2 separate regions of the Homo sapiens genome follow, and region 2 is linked to region 1. A link is a loop called in an ENCODE intact Hi-C map of the cell type or tissue named here. Cell type or tissue: heart right ventricle. All regions are shown on one strand. Each heading gives the region's core, and the rest is flanking DNA. Links, peaks and the distances in the headings are about the cores only. Region 1 overlaps HIP1R (huntingtin interacting protein 1 related). Region 2 overlaps CCDC62 (coiled-coil domain containing 62).

Evidence for each region. Hi-C counts contacts between places; a loop is a spot of excess contacts. Peaks named below come from ENCODE experiments on the same cell type or tissue, not always from the same donor. Only the 100,000 strongest peaks of a DNase experiment are listed, where the experiment ranks them.
Region 2: it touches region 1 in a loop (2.1-fold over the local background); 38 of 110 quality-filtered maps call a loop at or near these places.

The regions. Positions count from the first base shown.
Region 1 is chr12:122,854,187-122,864,730 of GRCh38, reverse strand. HIP1R (huntingtin interacting protein 1 related) reads right to left here. Exons shown (of 32, transcript NM_003959.3): 9 at 9,769-9,826; 10 at 9,603-9,678; 11 at 9,326-9,466; 12 at 9,119-9,180; 13 at 8,828-8,900; 14 at 8,568-8,751; 15 at 8,387-8,475; 16 at 8,183-8,299; 17 at 8,005-8,106; 18 at 7,516-7,710; 19 at 6,482-6,629; 20 at 6,296-6,382; 21 at 5,786-5,893; 22 at 5,534-5,670; 10 more. The coding sequence ends at 2,978. LOC124903039 (a long non-coding RNA gene) reads right to left here and starts at 595. Exons shown (of 2, transcript XR_007063500.1): 1 at 149-595. RefSeq lists a silencer at 3,955-4,249 and an enhancer at 10,363-10,544. In heart right ventricle, for the core only: a CTCF peak has its summit at 4,330 (motif pointing left); a DNase peak (open chromatin) is centred at 4,290; H3K27ac peaks cover 3,664 bases.
Region 2 is chr12:122,788,808-122,799,351 of GRCh38, reverse strand. It overlaps CCDC62 (coiled-coil domain containing 62), which reads right to left. Exons shown (of 13, transcript NM_201435.5): 5 at 10,423-10,544; 6 at 7,231-7,332; 7 at 1,957-2,045; 8 at 1,152-1,267. Among named protein-coding and RNA genes, the nearest start is that of CCDC62, 20 kb to the right of the region's middle. RefSeq lists a silencer at 3,404-3,604 and an enhancer at 8,896-9,449. In heart right ventricle, for the core only: a CTCF peak has its summit at 5,520 (motif pointing left); no DNase peak of the experiment used is centred there.

The sequences.
Region 1 (10,544 bases), core at 1,013-9,012:
CCCAGCTGAGCCGTGCGCCTGCAGCTAGGTATGCCCGTCGCCCCGGCTGAGCCGTGTGCCTGCGTCCTCACCACCCCAGCTAAGCTGTGTATCTGGGTCACAATGCCCCTGCAAGGGACTTGAGGAACTGAGATGAGAGCAAGCTCACCTGTTGCTGTCTCCTGTAATAGCTGCCATTCCTGGCACATCATTGTTCTATGAGAATGTACAGGAGAAATTTCTGTGGTTTTTCTGTGAGGAAGAGGGAAGGATTTCCTGAGAAGCCAGTTAGCCTTAAAGAAAAAGTGTGTGATAGTTTCTTTCTTCCCAGTGGCTGCCAGGAAGCTTATAGCCAAATCTGTTGTCCACTCCAGTGAGGATGCTGGACTTCACAGAGTCTTGTGGCTCATGAACCTTGCCTTGTGGGAGCCTCTCCTCCTGCTGTGTGTCCCATTCACAAGGAGGACCAGGGAGAGGCAGTGACAGGTCCAAGAGGGTGGGGGAGCAGGACCAGACCCCAAGCTCCTGCTTTCTAGCCCCACACTTGAGGCAGCCTGTTCAATTAAAGGTTTCGGCCAGGCACAGTGGCCTGGAATCCCAGCACTTTGGGAGGCTGAGGTGGGGGGGGGGGGGGGGGGGGGGCGGATCACTTGAGATCAGGAGTTCGAGACCAGCCTGGCCAACATGGCAAAGCCCCCATCTCTACTAAAAATACAAAAATTAGCCAGGCATGGTGGTGCATGCCTGTAATCCCAGCTGCTCGGGAGGCTGAGGCAGAATTTCTTGAACCCGGGAGGAGGTTGTAGTGAGCCAAGGCACGCCACTGTATTGCCACCTAGGTGACAGCAAGACTCCATCTCAAAAAAAAGTTTGGTCATTGAGGACTCAAGAATGATCAGTTAAGCGTTGTCAATGCCTGTGGATTTTCATTTGTATCTGGTGGAGAATCAGTTCCGTTAGTGTTTCTGAAGCCATCTTGCCTTGTAAACAAACAAGAGCCAGGCACAGGGTCTGTCTTAGCCCTTGTGGTCAGTTTGCAAGGCCCTTTCACCCTAACCACCCGGCACAAGCACCCCGGCTACGCAGCCTTAGCTGAGGCCCCACTTCATCCTCCAGGAGACGTGAGCACAGGTGGAAGGCTTGTCTGAGGCCATACAGGAGCCAGCCAAGGGGCCTTTTCTCTCCCCTGACCCACCCTGTCCTGTTTCTCTATAAATGCCAGTGATCTTGGCAGGGGGTAGGACAGGGTGAGCTCCCCCACCTCAGCCTTCCCTCTGGCATGGTGCTCCTGGGTAAAGTGGGTGCTTGTGAGGCTGCCACACACCCAGGGACTGAACACCTTTCCAGGTTTCCGGTAAGTGCAAAGGCTGTGTGTGGCCATGGCTCAAGTCCAAGCCAGCCGGGAGTCAGGGTCCCCACCTTAGCTTAGCAACTGTCAGTCAGGCATGGTCTCAGACACACTGAGGGGGTCAGCAACTGCTAGGAGCCCCAGGGAAGCTGTGGGCATTGAGGCTGGGAGTGCAAGTGGCCTCTGTGGAGGCAGCTGGCTCTTGGCCTCCTGTGTAAAAGGAGGGCCCTGAGGCCCATAAATCCCCCGAGAGAGAGATGGAAGGCGGACACACACACAGCCAGTGACAGCCCTGCTGAGCTTTTCTGCAGTCCCAAGTACTCTAGCATTAAATGCAGACATGAATAGGTCCCCGCCCCAGCACCTGGCCAGGGCCGACAAGGGAACACGTGTCCCTGGAGGAATGAAGAGCCAGGCACAGCCCCTCCCTCTGGGGCATCAGTGACAACAAACAGTCAAAGTGCATTTTATTGCCAACAGAACACTTCAGGAGGAAATGCTAACACAAAGCCAAGGCGCTGGTGCTGGCTCATTTTTGCTCCTCCTGACCTTGGCCAGTATTTGGTAGCCTTTCCAGAGCACAGGGTGAAAGGCTAAAGGGCTAGGGCTGGGGTGGGGGGAGCAGGAGGGCATGGCAGCTGCTGGCTCTGTCCTCCCAGCCTGGTCCCACCCCTCCTGCCGCTCTCCTTGGGCTCAAGGGACACACATTCGTTCAAATCTGACGGGCAAAGCCAGGGCCTAGCCCACTCTAGCCGCAGGGTCCCCTCCCTGAGGGCCCTGGTCCAGCACCTGGGTTTCTGGGCTTTTTCTGGCTGAGCTGGAGGGCCTAGGGCCAAGCCCACTCTCCGGAGGGCTGGAAACCACCCCTTCAGGTGGGCAGTGGGGCGCGGCCAGAACGGGGGAATGGAAAACAGGAAATGGGGGTGGCTGCAGATTCCAGCTGGAAATGGAAACTCACTCCAGGAGTGAAGGCAGCGCCCGGGCCGCTATGTCTCACCTCACTCCCCAGAAAGCGGCCCCTTCCAGCATCTGACCCCTCCTGGGGGGCTCCCATCACGGAGGCCCGAGGGCCAGGCCTGAGGAGTAATGGGCGACATTCCTCTAGCCCACACAGAGCCTGGTCTGCGGAGACCACGCAGCTGGAGGGCCTGGTAGAATCGGTGCCCCAGAAGGCCACAGACAGGATGCCTGACCCTCGTCCCATCAGCCGGCACGGGCTGTGTGCCTTCCATCCATCCACGACCTTCAGGAGTCCAGAAGGCAGGGAGCCCCACGCTGGCCCGGTTTCCCAGTGTGCTGACTACAAACGTAGGAAGAAGAGCTCTAGCTCGGAATATTAAAAACACTATTTTCTGAAGAGGAATATTAAAAACACTATTTTCTGAAGAGTTGAGGCTCAGGCCTACCGGGTCCTGGCTGCACCCCAAAGTTCCTTCTGCAGATAAATAAGAGACTCACATCCAGAAGCACCACCCACATGGCCCAGGACCCTGCAGGCTCAGTAAGGGCCAGGGGCCTTGAGGACATTGATCCAGACGGTGGGGCGGGAGGCTTGGGCACCAGGTGGAGGGGCAAGGCCTCTCGGTCCTGTCAGGGCAGTTGCAGAGGCCCAGGCCTGTCACCAGCCACCCTGCTGGACCCCTGGGGGGCCTAGTAGTTCACGAGTTGAGCTGGGTAGATGCCATCCTTTTTGTCAAGCTGCAGGGGTTAAAGGTGGGGGGTCAGTGGTCACAGCCAGGCACCTGGGGCCCCACCTCTCCCTTGAGCAAGCTCCTCCCTGCATGTTGTCAGTGGTCCCTGACTTCCCCAGGGACGTGCACCATGTGCCCCTCTAGGGCTGGGGACAGCACCCCCGTCCAGGAACTCCCCCATCCCAGTGCAGACGGCACCTGGTGGTCCTGTCTGGGGGCCACGCTGGGCTTCTGGGCCAGGGGTGGTTTCTTGGTGGTTACACTTCGGGGGGCAGTGCTGGGCCGGATGGCCACCTCCTCTCCAGGGCTGCCTGATGCCCCAGCCAGCACGTAGTGTTGCTTCCGCAACTCCCCCAGCCGCATGCGTTCAGCCTCCAGCGTCTTCTCCAGCTCCAGGACACGCACCTGTAGCCACACGGCCTGCTCAGCCCAGCCCAGCCTCCCCAGGGAGCTCTCTCCTGGGTCCAGGCTTCGCCCGAGGGATGAGCTCAGAGGTCACGGGGCAGCCATGGGCGCCTACCTGGGTCTCCATCTCCTGCTTCTTCAGCTTGATGAGGGACAGGCCGGAGAAATCCATGGTGTCTGTGGCCGGAGGACAAGGGGGTGAACATCTGGGCACCCACCCCCATTCAGCCTCGGGAGCCAGCAGCCCCCGTTGGCATCTGGCACTCACCTCTGTCCTCAATCTGCTCCTGGCCTGACTTGGTGGAGGCCACCACATTGGCAGCCCTCTCATTGACTGTGCGAGAACATTCCTGCAGGCGGCTCAGGTGGGGGCTGTGCTTGTTGGCCTTCACCTGAGGGGCGAGAGGTCAGGGTGGGCCCAGGTCTCCCAGCTCAGGGCAGCAGCAGGCCTGGGCTTGGCAGCCACAGCCCAGGCCAAGCTGGGCCCAGAGCCCAGTGTGCTGCTGTCGGCGTGCAAGCTCACCTTGGAGGCCGCCACCAGCTGGGCCGTGCTGGCTGCGATCTCGTGGGAGCAGACGATGAGCTCCTCATACTTGCCCGTGTGAAGCACCACCTTGTCAGCTGCCTCCCTGCGGGTCAAGGGCCAGTCAGGGCCAGGGTCTCTGACCCCACGGACGGCTGGCACCACTCCACACCCCCTCTACTCCCTGCACCCTGTTGAACCCCAAACTGCTCCAACTGGCAGGAAGCAGCCCCCTGCCCCCCCCCACCCAGGGCAACCTACACCAGCTGTGTGGCTCCCCAGCCCACAGCCTTGGAGGCCGAGATGAGGCCTTCGGTCCAGCGCGAGTTCTTGGCGTAAAATTCCTGCTGCGTGGCTGCCCCCTAGTGGCGACGGGAGAACAGGGCAGGACATGCCAGTCAAGGACACCAAAGGTGGAAAGTGGCCCTCAAGGGCCCTCTCCCCCTCACTCTGGCCATAGGGCGCATCCCTGAGGCCTCCCTGTGGTAGGGGGTGGAGGGTCTCATGCCCAGGGTGGCCTAGGCTGGGGGTCAGGCTCCTTGTGGACTGTGCCCTGCTGCCGCCGGCCCCTCACCCTGCCGCTCTCCACGATCTCCTTCTGCAGGCTAGTGGATGTCGTCACCAGGAGCCGGATAGCCTGCCGAGACCAAGACAGCAATGACTGGTGGCCCTCCAGGTGCAGACCCCCCCGGGTCACAGCCCCTCACCTTCATCAGGTCTGTGCAGGAGTTGAGGATCCTGGGGGAGAGAAGGAGAGACTTAGCTGCCGCTCTGCAGAGCAGCCCACACGACGCCATGGCGGGCCTGGCCACATCAGGGCTCAGCAGGTGGGGAGGGAGTGTCTGCTCTGAGCCAGGCCTTCCTTTCCCGTGAGCAGAACAGTTGGGGGCAGAACCTTAGGGGCCACGGGGAGCCCACCTCGGCTGGGCCTGGGGGGACAGAAGGGGGGCTCACCTCTCGTTCACCTCCAGCTTCACCCCCGAGCTGGCGTGGCGTGCCTGGTTCATCATGTCCTGCACCCAAGAACAGAGCCGTGAGCTGGCTGGGAGGAGGGGACCGTGGTCCTGGGAAAGCCAGGGCTGCCTCCTGCCCTCTCAGCTCTGACCTCACAGGCCCCTGGAAAACGCCATCTGTCCTCTGTCTGGAGGCTGAGAGCAGGAGTGGGTGCAGCCTGTACCCAGCCCAGTTGGGGCCTCCGGCCCCCAAAGCTCCACAGGAATGAGGGGAGTCCCCAGATCCCGTGCTCACCTCAATCCTCCGCACAGCATCTTCAATGGCTGCGGATGTGGCCGCCATCTCCTTGTCGACCACGGCCCCCAGCTCCTCCTGCCGCACATCTAGGCTCTTGGGTTTCAGTTCCTGGTGAGGATGGGAGTCAGACAGGGGTAGCCTCCGTCCCCCCCCGTCCCACGGGCAGCCTGGGAAAGAGGTTGGGGACCACAGGGATCGAGGAGGGTGCATGGTCCCCACCCTGTGTCCTGAGGCTGCAGGCTCCACGCACAAACACCTGTTCAGCCAACCCAGAGGTGGGTGCAGAGGTCAGAGGCAGGCCCAAGCCTCCCAAACCCACACTCAGCTGTGCCTCACCTGGCCCAGCTGAAGGATGCCCTGCAGGGGTGTCCGCACCAGGCTGGCCTGCATGTGCCGCAGAGCCTGCTGGTCCTGCAGCTGCCCCATGAGCTCCAGAGCCCGGGCCCCGCACTCCCTGCAGGTGTCTATGAGGCCTGGGGTGAGAAAGGACCGTGAGTGGAGCCCCCCCCACCGACAGGCTCCATAAGGACCCCCAGGGGAGACAAGCCAGTGAGGTGGACAGAACCTGCCATCCCAGGACCCACTTACGGTCGGCAGGGTCGGTGGGAGCCAGGTGCGAGGTGGCACCGCCATTGATGATGGTATCCGCAGCCAGGTGGGAGAAGCGGGTCAGAGCTGCCACCAGGGCGGAGGCGTCTGTGCGGGTGGGTGGGGCCAAGGTTGGGGGAGGATGACACTGAGACACTAGCACTGGGACCACCGTCGGTGGCCAGCTATCCCAGGAGGAGGAGGAAGAGGAAAGGAGGGCTCGGCAAGACAACGTCCAGGAGGCAGTGGGAACCACACCACAGTGTGTGTGGCCCCGGGCCCTTCAGTGCTCTGCCACCTGCAGACATATGGTGGCCCAGGCCCCAGAGGCAAAAGCCTATTTGTCCACAGGGCAGGGGTGGGTTCCTGGGAAGGAGCAGGCAGGGGGCATCTGCTTGGCTTCCCAGAGAGGTCCCTGCTGTCTGTAAACCTCCCAAAAGGCAAGAGGTGGCCATGGGCGCTGGAACTGGGACACAGCCCCCGCCTCCGCCCTGCCCTGGCTACACTCACCTGCCAAGGAGGTCAGGTACTGGGCGTGGCCCTCCTCCAGGGTGCTCACGGCATCCAAGGCCTCCTGGGCCCTGCTCACCAGGTAGTCTGCAAGCACGAGGAGAACTGAGGCCCCTGCCACCCGCTGCTCAGGGCTGGGGATGGGAAGGAGGCAGGGGAGCGGCTGAGTGTGGCCCCACTGTCTACCTGGGGAGCTGGTACAGCGCAGGTGCAGGGGGTCGTCCAGCTTGCTCACGGCATCCTGCAGGATGCCCGCGGCCTCGGCAGCAGCGCCCCGCAACACTGCGAACTGCTCGTCCAGCAGCCTCTGCCGCAGCCCCTGCTCCTGAGACTCCTGGCAATGGGGGTGAAGAGGACAGGTTAGAGATCCTCCCCAAGGCCAAGGATGTGCCCCAGCCCTGGAATGACCCATGGGCCACCAGTTGGAGCCCAGCTGAGACCCTCACTGGTCAGGGGGGTGGAGATTTCTAGAAAGAGGCTTCCCACACAGTGCACAGCTCAAGAATAAAAAGATAACCCAATTAAAACGTGAGCTCAAGGTCCTAAAAGACATTTCTCCAAAGATACACAAATGGCCAGGTAGCTCATGAAAAGATATGTAGCACCCTTTGCTATCAGGGAAACACAAATCAAGACCGTGAGAAACCACTCCACACCCACTAGGATGGCTAAAATAAAAAGAAGACAATAATAAGCATTGGCAAGGATGTGGAGAAACTGGAACATTCATGCGTTGCTGGTGGGAGTGTAAAATGGTGCAGCCACTTTGGAAAACAGTCTGGTAGTTTCTCAACAGGGTAACAGAGGTGAGACCCAGCAGTTCTACTGTGTTCCACACACATCAGCTATCTATCCAAGATAAGTGATGGCAGATGTTTACACAGAAACTTGTGCTCAAAGGCCCACAGCAGCACTATTTACAACAGCCAGAAAGTTGCAACAAACCCAATGTCCACCAAGTGATGAACAGATAAACACAATGTGGTCTGTCCACACGGCAGAGTACGACTCAGCCATAAAAGGAATGAGGTAATGACACAGGCTATGATGTGGTGACCCTTGACAACGTGATGCTGAGTGAAGAAGCCGGACACAAAAGGATGCATCGTGTATGATCCCCTTTACATGAAATCTCTAGAACAGGCAGATCACGGAGACAGATCGATGGTTGCCAGACGGCAGTGAACTCAGTGGTGCTGCTGCATCTGGGGAGGCCATACCCTCTCTGCCAGCCGGCCCTGCAACTCGCCCTGCTCCTGGGAGCTGCGCTGCTGCTCCCGGCTCAGCGCCGCCTCTGTCTCGCGCACCAGGCTCTGCGCCGCCAGCAGGTCTGCCTCCCGCTGCCGCACAGCTCCACTCAGAGCATCCTTCTCCGCACTCAGCGTGTCCAGCCGTGAGCTCAGCTCCGACTTGCTCTGTGGACAGACATGGACACCAGGCATGTGAACAGAGCTCCCAGGCCCCACCCACCCTGCCCCCACGCTTATAAACTGGGCCCTGGGGGTTAGTGATCACTTCCATTAGACTCAGGGCTCCCTGAGGACCAGCGGTAGGTCCTGTCTCCCATGTAGCCCCTGGGTCTGGGTCAGGGCTGCATCCCAGGATCACCGAGTGGCACCCAGGTGGGGCCTGTTCACGGGAAAGAGGACCTGACTTCCACCCAGGACTGGCCCCAGAACCCCACCTCCAGTCATCAAAGCCAGATGCACCTGCTCTGTGTGGCTCAGGGCCTCCTGCGCGCGGGCCAGCTCTCCGGCCTTGGCCTCCAGCTCCCTCTTGAGCTTCTCCAGCTGGTCGCTCTTCTCCTCTAGCTGGGACAGGACAGCGTGTCACTGGGGCAGTGGGCTGGGGATGCCGGGGCAGGGCCCTGTGCCACAAGGGACATACCTTCAACTCCGACTCCCGCTTCACCTGCTCCACCTGGAAGGCCAGCTGCTCCTTCACCCGCGCCACCTCCTCCTGGCTTTGCTGCGTCACCGTCAGCTGCTTGGCTGTGTCCGCGTTCTGCATGGGCAGGGGAAGGGCTCATGCTCTGCTGCCATCCCCGAGAGGCCCTGCCACCGGCTGGGATGGAGGATGGGCTGCACCTACCTTTCTGAGCAGCTCCGCGTGCACATGGACGAGCTCACTGTGCTTTTCCTTCAGCTTGTTGTAGCGCGCCTCCGTGGCACTGGCCTTCCCTGGGGGCGAGAGGAGGGGCAGTGATGCCCCGTGTGGGGTGGCAGGGGCTGGGGACACACCCTTGGACCCCTGTGGCCAAGGCCCCACGTACTCTCAGCCTCCTCACGCAGGCCCTGGCTCCGCTCGCCCTCCAGCTGGGCAGCCCTCAGCTGGGCCAGCTCGTGGCGGAGCTGCTCATTATCCACCAGGGCCTTCTGCTTCTGCTTCCGCTGCTCCTCCAGCTCACCCTCCAGTGCATTCACCTGGCTCTTCAGCTGCGCGATGTACCGCTGGGCCTGCGGGAGGAGGTGTGACGTGGGGCCCTGCCTGGGCCGTGAGGGGCCCTGGCCCCCACCCATCCCCACCCCGCACCTCCAGCTTGATCTTCTCCAGTTCAGAGCGGAGCATTTCCACCTCTCTCTTCAAGCTCTCAATCTGGAGGTCCCTGGGGACAGAGGTCCTGGGGTTCAAGTTAAGTCAACCAGAACAGTCAACAGACCCAGCACAGGAACCTGTCTCCTCCTCAGTGGCCACTCAGGATTTGGGCACCTCACGGGTTCATGTTCCCCACCTATGGCCTTTCCAGACAGAACTGTCCAGAGCACAGCTCAGCTGAGCCCGTTTCCAACCACCCCCAGCCCAGTCGGCTCCTCCAGCCCTCACCTGTCGTCCTTCACAGACCCATTGGGGGGTCCAAACGTCTGATCGAAGAGGTCAGCCACCACCTGCCACAGCAAAGCATGGTGACCCCACTCACCTGTGCCCTCCAGGCCGGGCAGTGGGCAAAGGGAGGGCTGGCCACCCGACACTCCCGTTGGCCTCATGCTGCAGCTGGAGGACTGGGGGACACGGGCTGGGCAGGGGGCTCACCACTGGCTCCCCCGCGGGGGGCCCTGTGCTGATCTCAATGAGATTCTCCGGCTCCTCATCTTCCGGGGCCTCCTCGGGGATCACCACCACCGGCTTGATGTGCTCAGCCAGGGCTGAGGCCCGCAGGAAGTTAGGGGGTCCCTGCAGGGGCGGCAGGTGGGACCTGCTCAGCTGTCCCCTAAGCAAGCCCTCCTTCCGCCATCTCCATAGCCTGTGTGGGGCCCAGCCAGGTGCCTGGGGTCCTCAAAGGGCCTCGGGGCCCTCTTGGGGGTGGTACCTCGGGCAGCCGGGGGATCTGGATGAGCCGCTTGAAGTACAGCATGTCGGAGGCTCTGCGGAAGAAGTTCCTGAGGCTGCAGAGATGGTGGGAAGTTCGGGTTCAGGAAGGGGCCACGGAGCCTCTCCCCCACCGGCCTCAATCCTGTCCCTGTCCCAGGCAGTACCTGTGAAACTGCTCGTGGAACCGGTCCCTGTGGCCTTGCAGGGTGTCCGCAGGGAGACCTGGAGGGTGGCACAAGTGTAACAGGACTTCTCTGCACACTGCTCAGGGGCTCACCTGCCCTGCCTTGTTCCTCCGTATGCTACAAACTCACAGATCAGAGATCACCTGAGACCGGGCCAGGCCCGCTCTCCCATCGGGATGGGGAGACCTGTGGGAGACGCTGTGGGAGGGCTCAGTTCAGACTGAGCTAGAGAAGGAAACAGCGAATGGAAAGGAAGGCGCTGCGGCCACATCTCACCTAACCCACACCTGGCTTCGGGAGGCACTAGCAAGCCGCTTTCACCAAACACGTTGGTCCCAGGCTGACACTAACACAGTGGTTCTCAAAGTGCGGTCGAGGGACGAGACCCTTTCAAGGGGTTGGTTAGATCAAAACTCTCCTAACACCCCAGACACCTTTTGCCTTTTTGCGCTTGCACCCCCAGGGTGCCTGGCGGGAGATTCCTGGGAGCAGCTGGGGCCTCCGTCTTGGCCGAGCCAGGCATTTAGTCGTAAAAATGAAAACCAAGCCACTCACTAAGTTTTTTGCTTGGTAAAGTAGTGGGTTTTTTTTTTTTTTTTTTCATAAAATATATGTTATTTCTATTAATGGGCAGTGGGTTTATTACTGCCATTTTTAAATGAATAAACCTCTAATTTTTCGATTTTCCTTTTTGACAGTGAATGTCTAAGCCATATAAACACAGCCTTCCGGGCCAGGGGTTGCCCTGGGCCACT
Region 2 (10,544 bases), core at 1,462-9,461, 66 kb after region 1:
GTCCAAACACTGAATGCTGGATGGATGGATGGACGGATGGATGGATGGATGGATGAATGAATGATTCATCTCTGTAGTGTCTATTCTAGCTCAAAGCCTTCTACACAACAGAAGGGAAAATCAGGTTAAATAAATTTACTTCTATCCAGTGGCTAAATCAGGATCATGACTAAAATTCTTAGATTGGGTCTTCCTGCGACTGAGGATTATGACAATCATTATTAGCTCACACACATTTATTGTATTTATTTATTATTTATTTATTTATTTTTCATACGGAGTCTCACTCTGTCACCCAGGCTGAAGTGCAGTGGCGCAATCTCAGCTCACTGCAACCTCTGCCTCCCGGGTTCCAGCAATCCTCCTGCCTCAGCCTGCCGAATAGCTGGGACTACAGGCGCCTGCCACCATGCCTGGCTAATTTTTTTGTATTTTTAGTACAGATGGGGCTTCACCGTGTTAGCCAGGATGGTCTCGATCTCCTGACCTCGTGATCCACCTGCCTCGGCCTCCCAAAGTGCTGGGATTACAGGCATGAGCCACCGCGCCAGGCCTATTTATTTATTTTTTGAGACGGAGTTTGGCTCTTGTCACGCAGGCTGGAGTGCAATGGCGCGATCTCGGCTCACTGCAACCTCCACCTCCGGGGTTCAAGTGATTCTCCTGCCTCAGCCTCCCAAGTAGCTGGGATTACATATACCCGCGAACACGCCCAGCTAATTTTTATATTTTTATTTATTTATTTATTTTGAAACAGAATCTTGCTCTGTTACCAGGCTGGAGTGCAGTGGCGTGATCTCGGCTCACTGCAACCTCCACCTCCCAGGTTCAAGCGATTCTCGTGCCTCAGCCTTGCAAGTAGCTGGGACTACAGGCATGAGCCACTATGCCTGGCTAATGTTTGTATTTTTAGTAGAGATGGGGTTTCACCATGTTGGCCAGGCTGGTCTCGAACTCCTGACCTCAGGTGACCCACCTGCCTTGGCCTCCCAAAGTGCTGGGATTACAGGTGTGAGGCACCGTGCCCGGCCACATTTATTTCCTACCATATGGGGAATAGTAGTCAGTACTGGCCAACAGTAAGTGCGCAGTAAATACTGGCTGATGGAATATAATACAAGATCATATTAATTGCATCTTGCTAAGATTACCTGGAGTCCAGAGCCTTTGATTCCTCCATCTTTGAGTCATACATCTGTATTAATTCCTGAGAATTTTCCACATTGAAATTAAGAAACTGCAGATCACTCTGTTGTTTTACATAAATCTGTCATAGATATTGACAAATCAACATGAAATGTAATAACAAAACTAAACTGAACCAACAATTTGGCACTTTCCCTGAAACAGTTCACAAATCCTAAAACAGGTCAGATAGTTACTAGAGAAATATGCTAAATATGTCTGCTTTTAATTTTCCTTTGTTAGCACTAAGATTTGCTAGGATAGCTGGGCTCCCAGCCTTTGATCACCACAAGCAAGACCTATTTGCTATACTAAACATGATATACAGGCTGGGTGCGCTGGTTCACGCCTGTAATCCCAGCACTTTGGGAGGCTGAGGTGGGCGGGTCATGAGGTCAGGAGTTCGAGACCAGCCTGGCCAACACAGTAAAACCCTGTCTCTACTAAAAATACAAAAAATTGGCTGGGCGTGGTGGTGGGCACATGTAATCCCAGCTACTTGGGAGGCTGAGGCAGGAGGATCGCTTGTAACTAGGAGGTGGAGGTTGCAGTGAGCCGAGATCAGGCCATTGCACCCCAGCCCGGTTGACAGTGCGAGACTCCGTCTCAAAAAAATAATAATAATAAAAATAAATAAACATGATATACAACTAATGTAGTTAGGATTCCAAATCACCAATTAAACAAAATCGACGGGCATACATTTTTCCTAATTTGCTATTTGTTTACAAACATTTCTTATGTGACAGAGAAGGATGATTGGGGACATACCTGTCTCAGATTGTGCAGTTCTGAATTTGTGCGTTCTTGCTTTGACTTCGCAATATTAAGCAATTCATCTTTCCTCTTTTCTCTCTCTACTATTTAAGAACAAGTATTATTAACATTTTTCATCAGCTATAGCCACACAAACCTCTCCATTTCCAACAATTTAATGCTCAGCTAACATTTTTGTTGTTGTTGTTCCTGTACTTAAAAATAGCAGAATGGGCTGAACGAAGTGGCTCACACCTGTAATTGCAGCACTTTGGGAGGCTGAGGTGGGTAGACCACTTGAGGTCAAGAGTTCGAGACTGGCCTGGCCAACATGGTGAAACCCCATTTCTACTAAAAATACAAATTTAGCCGGGTGTGGTGGTGCCTGCCTGTGGTCCAGCTACTTGGGAGGCTGAGGCAGGAAAATCATTTGAACCTGGGAGGTGGAAGTTGCAGTGAGCAGAGATTGCGCCACTGCACTCCAGCCTGGATGACAAAGTGAGGACTTTGTCTTAAAAAAAAAAAAAAAAAAAGAAGAAGTGATTTGTAGATTCAGGGATTATTTGTCTTTCCTTTTGTGGGGAGATAGAATAAGGATGATTTCCAAATCTCTATACTTAATACATATTACTTCAATTATTTATTTAAAAATTTTAAAAGATAAAATATTTTTAAAAATAGAGATGGGGGTCTCACTATGTTGCCCAAGCTGGTCTTGAACTCCTGTGTTTCACCATGTTAGCCAGGTTGGTCTCGAACTCCTGGCCTCATGTGATCTACCCGCCTCAGCCTCCCAAAATGCTGGGATTACAGGCATGAGCCACCATGCCCGGCCAAAACTGAGACATTTTAACAGTGGAAGTGATATCCGTAGTGCATCTGACTCCGTGGGTCTCAATTCTACATGCCTTTCATGTTAACAGCATCCAAGCAGGGTTTAAATAAACCTGTTTTGTTATATTTCCTAATGTTTAAATAAACCTGTTTTGTTATATTTCCAGCTACTTTGGAGGCTGAGGTGGGAAGATTGCTTGAGCCCAGGAGTTTGAGACCAGCCTGAGTCAACACAGCAAGACACTGTCTCTTAAAAAAAATAAATAAATACTTGTTTTGGATACAGCATGGTCCCTAAACAAAAGCCAACTACTTTACCTGGCCCTCAGAGTAATTTTAAATATATCTGAATGTTGGCCAGTGGGGTTGTCGGGGGGCGGTGGGGGAGGGCAGGTGGTCAAAGAAAAAAAAAATATATGTATATTTGAATGTTGCCTTAATCTCTGATTTCAGAATAATCTACTTTTGCATAAGAGGCAATGCCAATGTAAATATAAATGTTTCCCTAGTCCAGATAGTTTTCTCCATGGCTGGGTTTAGCTGAGAGATCAAAGTGGATTGGGTCTGACTATTTTCACAAGTTGGCCACAGAAAACAGAGGTAAGGAACTCTCTGCTGCTATCTGCCTGAACAAGCAGCCTAAGCTAAAACAATGGGAAGGGACTTAGACGCCTGGAACCTGCTGAATTCTGATCAAGACTCTGCCTTTTACCGCCTGGGAGACCTGAGGCAGACACTCAGTCTATAAGAGCTCACCTACAGGACTGTCAGGACCCACAGAAATGTAAACTAGTATCATTGTTCTCTTTGCAAACTCCTTACTCCTAGTTATGTACAAGCAAAACATGTCCCTCAGCCTATGTAAAAGAACACGCCTGTAATCCCAGCACTTTGGGAGGCCAAGGTGGGCAGATCATGAGGTCAGGAAATCAAGACCATCCTGGCTAACACGGTGAAACCCCATCTCTACTAAAAAATACAAAAAATTAGCTGGGCATGGTGGCGGGCGCCTGTAGTCCCAGCTACTCGGGAGGCTGAGGCAGGAGAATGGCATGAACCCAGGAGGCTGAGCTTGCAGTGAGCCGCGAACACACCACTGCACTCCAGCCTGGGCGACAGCGAGACTCCGTCTCAAAAAAAAAAAGAACTGCATTTTCTACAAGTTTTAAACTTAAAAGTAAAACTTTAAGACATCTTCCAACTTCAAATAAAACATGGTAACATCTGACTGGGTGCGGTGGCTCACACCTGTAATCCTAACACTTTGGGAGGCCGAGGCGGGTGGATTGTCTGAGCTCAAGAGTTCGAGACCAGCCTGGGCAACACAATGAAACCACGTCTCTACTAAAGTACAAAAAATTAGCCAGGTGTCGTGACGTGTGCCTGCAGTCCCAGCTACTCCGGAGGCTGAGGCATGAGAATTGCTTGAACCCAGGAGGCGGAAGTTGAAGTGAGACAAGATCGCACCACTACACTCCAGCCTAGGCGACAGACCAAGACTCCATCTCCGAAAAAAAACAAAAACAAAAAAAATCGTGACATTTAGCCATAGCACTTGACGGCATATTATCATGTTATGCCCTTTAAAAATTCTTTTTTGGGCTTAAGCCAAGCACGATGGCTCATGCCTATAATCTTAGTACTTTGGGAGGCCAAGGCAGGAGGATTATCTGAGGCTAGGAGTTCAAGACCAGCAGCCTGGGCCACATAGCGAGACCCTGCCTCTACTAAAAATAAATAAAATAAAATAAAATTAGCTAGGTGTGATGACACATGCCTGTAGTCCCAGCAACTCAGGAGGCTGAGGTGGCAGGATCACTTGAACCCAGACAGTCGAGGCTGCAGTGAGCTATGATTGCACCACTGCACTCCAGGCTGGGCAACAGAGCAAGACCCTGTCTCTACTAAATAAATAAATTCTTTTGTAGGCTTTGTTCACTTTTATAATTGAAACATGCAAATCTATCAATTGTCTATATTTTGAAAAAGAAGAATAAAACATACAAAAATTGTTTTCAGACAATGGTGTGAGATTGTCTTTAGTTAAGAAGATGTTTAAGGAATCAATTTAGGATGACAGGCATGGTGGCTCATGCCTGTAATCCCAACGCTTTGGGGCTTTGGGAGGCAGAGGTAGGAGGATCTCTTGAGCCCAGCAGTTCCAGACCAGACTGGGCAACATAGTGGAACCTCATCCATACAAAAAATTTAAAAATTAGGCATGTGTGATGGCATGTGCCTGTGGTCCCACCTACCTGGGAGGCTGAGGTGGGAGGATCACTTGAGCCTCAGAGTTTGAGGCTGCAGTGAGCTGCGATTGTACCACTGCACTCCAGCCTGGGTAAAGAAATCTGCTTAGTATATGATAAAAATATTTCACAAAATCGATTTATTATAATATTAGCTAACAAATTCCATGTATTTTACTTAGTAATACATAGTAGAGTGCATGGGTAAAAAGTGATTAATCAAAAAGAAAAGAGACTAACGTATCCTTTAAGCTTTGTTCTTTCCTTTGACCTCCCATAGCATTTTATGCATAGCATTTGTATAGTAGTGAATTCTGTGGGCCTGTGAGCTTCTGAGCATATCGCAGGGCACCTGGCGTACAAATGCTGGTCCAAGGACTGTTTGAATGCAACTGTAAAGCTACAAATATGTGATATCTTTAGCAGCGTTAACGGGTTATCACTACTTGCAGATGCAGCAATCCTAGAAATGGTGAAAATAGTGACCTCTAGTGGCAGAATACCACACTTTCACCCCGATCTTTAATCACAAGAGATTAAAATTAAGAATTCCATTTCACTTAAAACTTCTTAGGTCGGGCATGGTGGCTCGCACCTGTAATCCCAGCATTTTGAGAGGCCGAGGCAAGGGGATCGCTTGATCCCAGGAGCTAGAGACCAGCCTGGGCAACATAGTGAGACCCCTTCTCTGCAAAAAAATTAAAAATTTAGCCAGGCTACTAGGAAGGCCAAGGCGGGAGGATTCCTTGAGTCCAGGAGTTTGAGGCTGTGATGAGCCTCAATTTTTTCCCATTAATTTACAGACAAACTGCATTCCATTCCCTGCCATATTCCTTACCTACCCCCAGTATCTCAGAGTTTCCACTGGTGAAGGCCTACTTCTCCACTCCCAACTGAGAATGACTGACATAGAGAGCTTGTTGACATCCCTGCCAGCCAAGATGATTCTACTGGGCTTTCTTTTCAGTGGTTTGTGTTAGGAAAGTCATTGATTTAGAGGTAAAGTTCCGAAGAGAAAATCATATGAACACTTTTTGGTCTACTGATACCTACCCTCAGTCCCCCTTTTACTAGGGGTACACATTCATTAAAAAACCCCTACTCTGAGCACCCATACAACCATTCTGTTTTTCGCTTTCAGTAAATTACATGATATATTCAACAATTTATTATAAAACAGCCTTTGTGTGAGATGATTTCGTCCAAATGCAGGCTAATGCGAGTGTTCTGTGCATGTTTAAGGCAGGCTAGGCTGAGCTATGCTGGTGGCTGGGTTGGCTTCATTAAATGCATTTTTGACTTGCGAGGGGTTTATCAGAATGTAACCCTGTAAGTCAAGGAGCATCTATGTTATGTTTTTAGTAAGAAGCAGAGTCACACGCTTAAGCTGGAAGGGAGAATAGCTCATTTTACAGAAGAGGAAATAGTGACTGGGAACGGGATGGCAGCATTAACACTCGCTGCTTGGTCCACCATCGGTCCCACAAAGGGTGTTAAAAACAAACAAAAAGGCCTGGCGTGATGGCTCATGCCTGTAATCCCAGCACTTTGCGAGGCTGAGGCGGGCGGATTATCTGAGGCCAGAGTTCGAGATCAGCCTGGCCAACATGGTGAAACCCCGTCTCTACTAAAAATATAAAAATTAGCCGGGCATGGTAGCATGCGCCTGTAATCCCAGCTACTTGGGAGGCTGAGGCAGGAGAACTGCTTGAACCTGGGAGGCAGAGGTTGCAGTGAGCCGAGATCATGCCACTGCATTCCAGCCTGGGCGACAGAGTGAGACTCTGTCTCAGAAAAAAATAAAAATAAAAAAGCCGGGCTCACGCCTGCAATCTCAGCACTTTGGAAGGCCAAGGCCCGTAGATCACTTGAGGTTAGGAGTTCAAGAAGACCAGCCTGACCAATGTGGTGAAACCCCGTCTCTACTAAATATACAAAATTTAGCCGGGCGTGGTGGCTCATACCAGTAACCCCAGCTACTAAGGAGGCTGAGGCAGGAGAATCGCTTGGGCCCGGGAGGCAGAAGTTGCAGTCAGACGAGATTGCACCACTGCACTCCAGCCTGGGTGACAGAGCAAGACCCTGTCTCAAAAAAGACCCTGTCTCAAAAAAAAAAAAAAAAAAACCATTTTGGGAGAGGTATAATTCCTTCAGCCTGTCATCATTGCAAGTCTAGGTTACAAATACATTCGATCATCTGTTTTACCAGTAAAAAGCAATTCATCGTGCAGGCAACTTTTCTCTTGCTTGAGGCGAATGATCTCTTCTCGTTGCTCATTATTTTCTGTCGTCTTTTCATTGAGGTCCTCTTCACAACAGAAGAAAAAGAAAGTCCTCAAATAAATACTAGGTTCCAGTCCTCATATACACACTATGCCTAACTCTCACATCCTCAGCGGCTCCTTCCGGTCCTGATGGATCTATAGACAAAATCTGTTTCACAGCCAACATCTCCACACCTGGCAAGGACCCCTGGTTGGAGGCTTCGCTTGCTCTCATCTGACTGACCTCCCTGCACCAGCCTTGCCTCTCCTGTGACAGCCCAGTGTACACAGAGCAATCTTTTAAAAATCAAAATCTGCCCAGCGCAGTGGCTCACGCCTATAATCCCAGCACTTTGGGAGGCCAAGGCGGACAAACCACTTGAGGCCAGGAGTTCGAGACCAGCCTGGCCAACATGGTGAAACCCCGTCTCTACTAAATATACAAAAATTAGCTGGGTGTGGTGGCACACACCTGCAATCCCAGCTACTCAGGAGCCTGAGGCAGGAAAATCGCTTGAATCCAGGTGGCAGAGGTTGCAGTGAGCTGAGATCACGCCACTGCACTCAACCTGGACAACAGAGTGAGACTCCATCTCAAAAAAAAGTAAAGTAAAATAAAAATAAAGGCCAAGTGCAGTGGCTCACACCTGTAATCCCAACACTTTGGGAGGCTGAGGCGGGTGGATCACCTGAGGTCAGGAGTTCGAAACCAGCCTGGCCAACCTGGTAAAACCCCGTCTCTACTAAAAATACAAAAATTAGCTGGGTGTGGTGGTGGGCGACTGTAATCCCAGCTACTCAGAAGGCTGAGGCAGGAGAATTGCTTGAGAGGCAGGCGGGGGTTGCAGTGAGCTGAGATCGCGCCATTGCACTCCAGCCTGGGCGACAAGAGTGAAATTCTGTCTCAAAAATAAATAAATAAATAAAACTAAAAATAAAAATCTGCTCGTGTCATTTCTCAGTGAGAAGCCTTGCTACTGCACTGAGGATGAAATCCAAATCCATTACCACAAACTGCAGAGCCCAGCATGACCTGACCTGCCCATCTCCCCACCGCCGTTCCCTCCTTTCCTTCTGTTCCTTGAGTATGTCTGTGGTATAAGAAGAAATAGATGTGGTTTTTGTCCTCTGTTCCTGGAGAACAGAGCTCCTAAAACTTGTGGAATTTCCTAAGTGACAGAAGCATCTTTTGTCATTCATGAAGAGTCAGTTGATTACACCAGACTACATGCTAACGAGGTGACTCAGGGTGGAGCTCCTACGTGGCCTCAGGATGCAGACAGCCACCAGAAACACCAAGTGAAGACAGGGCTGGAACCTGCAGTCCCACTTGTGGACCTCCAGGAAGGGGAGGGAGGGCTGGAGATTGAGCTCTATAAAAATTCCTCTTCTTTTTTTTTATTTTTTTGAGGCAGGATCTTGCTCTGTTGCCCAGGCTGAAGTGTAGTGGCCAATCTTGGCTCACTGCAACCTCCACCTCCTGGGATCAAGAAATCCTTTCACTTTGCCTCTCGAGTAGCTGGGACTACAGGATCACACCACCATGCCTGGCTAATTTTTTGTAGAGACAGGGTTCTGCCATGTTATCCAGGCTGGTCTTCTTGAAGTCCTGGCCTCAAGCAATCTGCCTGCTTTGGCCTCCCAAAGTGCTAGGATTACAGATGTGAGCCATCATGCCCAGCCACTATTTTTCTTTTCTAAAAAAAAAGTTTTAAGCTGGGTGTGGTGGCTCATGCCTGTAATCCCAGCACTTTTGGGAGGCTGAGGCAGGTGGATCACAAGCTCAGGAGTTTGAGACCAGCCTGACCAACATGATGAAACCCTGTCTCTACTAAAAATACAAAAATTAGCCGGGCATGGTGGCACCCACCTGTAATCCCAGCTACTCAGGAGGCTGAGGCAGGAGAATTGCTTGAACCCAGGAGGTGGAGGTTGCAGTGAGCTGAGATCACGCCATTGCACTCCAGCCTGGGCAGCAGAGCAAGACACTATCTCAAAAAAAAAAAAGTTTTAATATTGAATTTATAAAATGTTTTTAGTATATAAATATTGACAGAACAGACTTCTTTCTACTTGAATATTTTACCTCGGTGTATATAAACATTCAATAAATACCAAATACCTAGAGTGTAGCCCTTGTGCCATGCTATTAACAGTACACTGAAAAAGAGAAGCAGAGTCTGTTCCTGCTGTCAAGGGGATGATAATACGATTATGGTTTTAGCTGAAGCTACAAATGGAGATAAGACCTATGGCTAACCATAGGTCAAGGCATCATAAGGACAACATTTTTGAATGCTGAATCTTTTAAGTTAAATCAGCAAAGATCGGCTGGGTGTGTTGGCTCACGCCTGTAGATCTCAGCACTTTGGGAGGCCAAGGCAGAGGGATTCACCTGAGGTCGGGAGTTCCAGACTAGTCTGGCCAACATGGCAAAACTCTGTCTCTACTAAACATCCAAAAATTAGCCAGGCATGGTGGTAGGTGCCTGTAATCCCAGCTACTCGGGAAGCTGAGACAGGAGAATAGCTTGAACCCAGGAGGTGGAGGCAGTGGTGAACCAAGATTGCACCACCGCACTCCAGCCTGGGTGACAGAGTGAGATTCTGTCGAAAATAAATAAATCGGCAAAAATAAAAATTCCTAATTTCAGAATCAGAAGTTTCTGCCCTCACCATGGGAAGAAATGCCCAGGCTAGCCTGATAGCAAGACGATGAAATGTGTGAGCCAAAACTGCCCAGATGGGAAGCTCAGTGAGGCCCAACCACAGTCAGCCAACTCCCCCATTTGCCTCTAGACATGTGGGTTTAATAAATGCTACGACTGTCTGCCACTGAGATACTGATGTTGTCTGCCACAAAGCATGTATTAGCGATAGCTAATGGTACAGCCACCTCAACTAAGGCAGGATTACTTTAAAATATGATACATTCTGCAGTTTTCCCCAACTCTGTTATATATCTTATAAGACACAAATTGCAGCATAATCCTATATAAATGAAATGGATATTTCACGTTAGGGTCTAAGGCCAGGAATTGATCTACTCTCAAGCATAAGATTAAGTGAACCCAGATGAAAAACTATATTCCCAAGATAATACATTTGTATCTTAAATGTAGGTCTCTTCCTTACCTTTTAGTTTGTTGACTTCAATCTTAAGTGCCTTCAATTTCTGCTTATAATCTTGCTTTTCTTTCACAATACAAGTCTCCGCCATCTTGGCATCACGTAGGGCATGCTCTAGCATTTTAAAT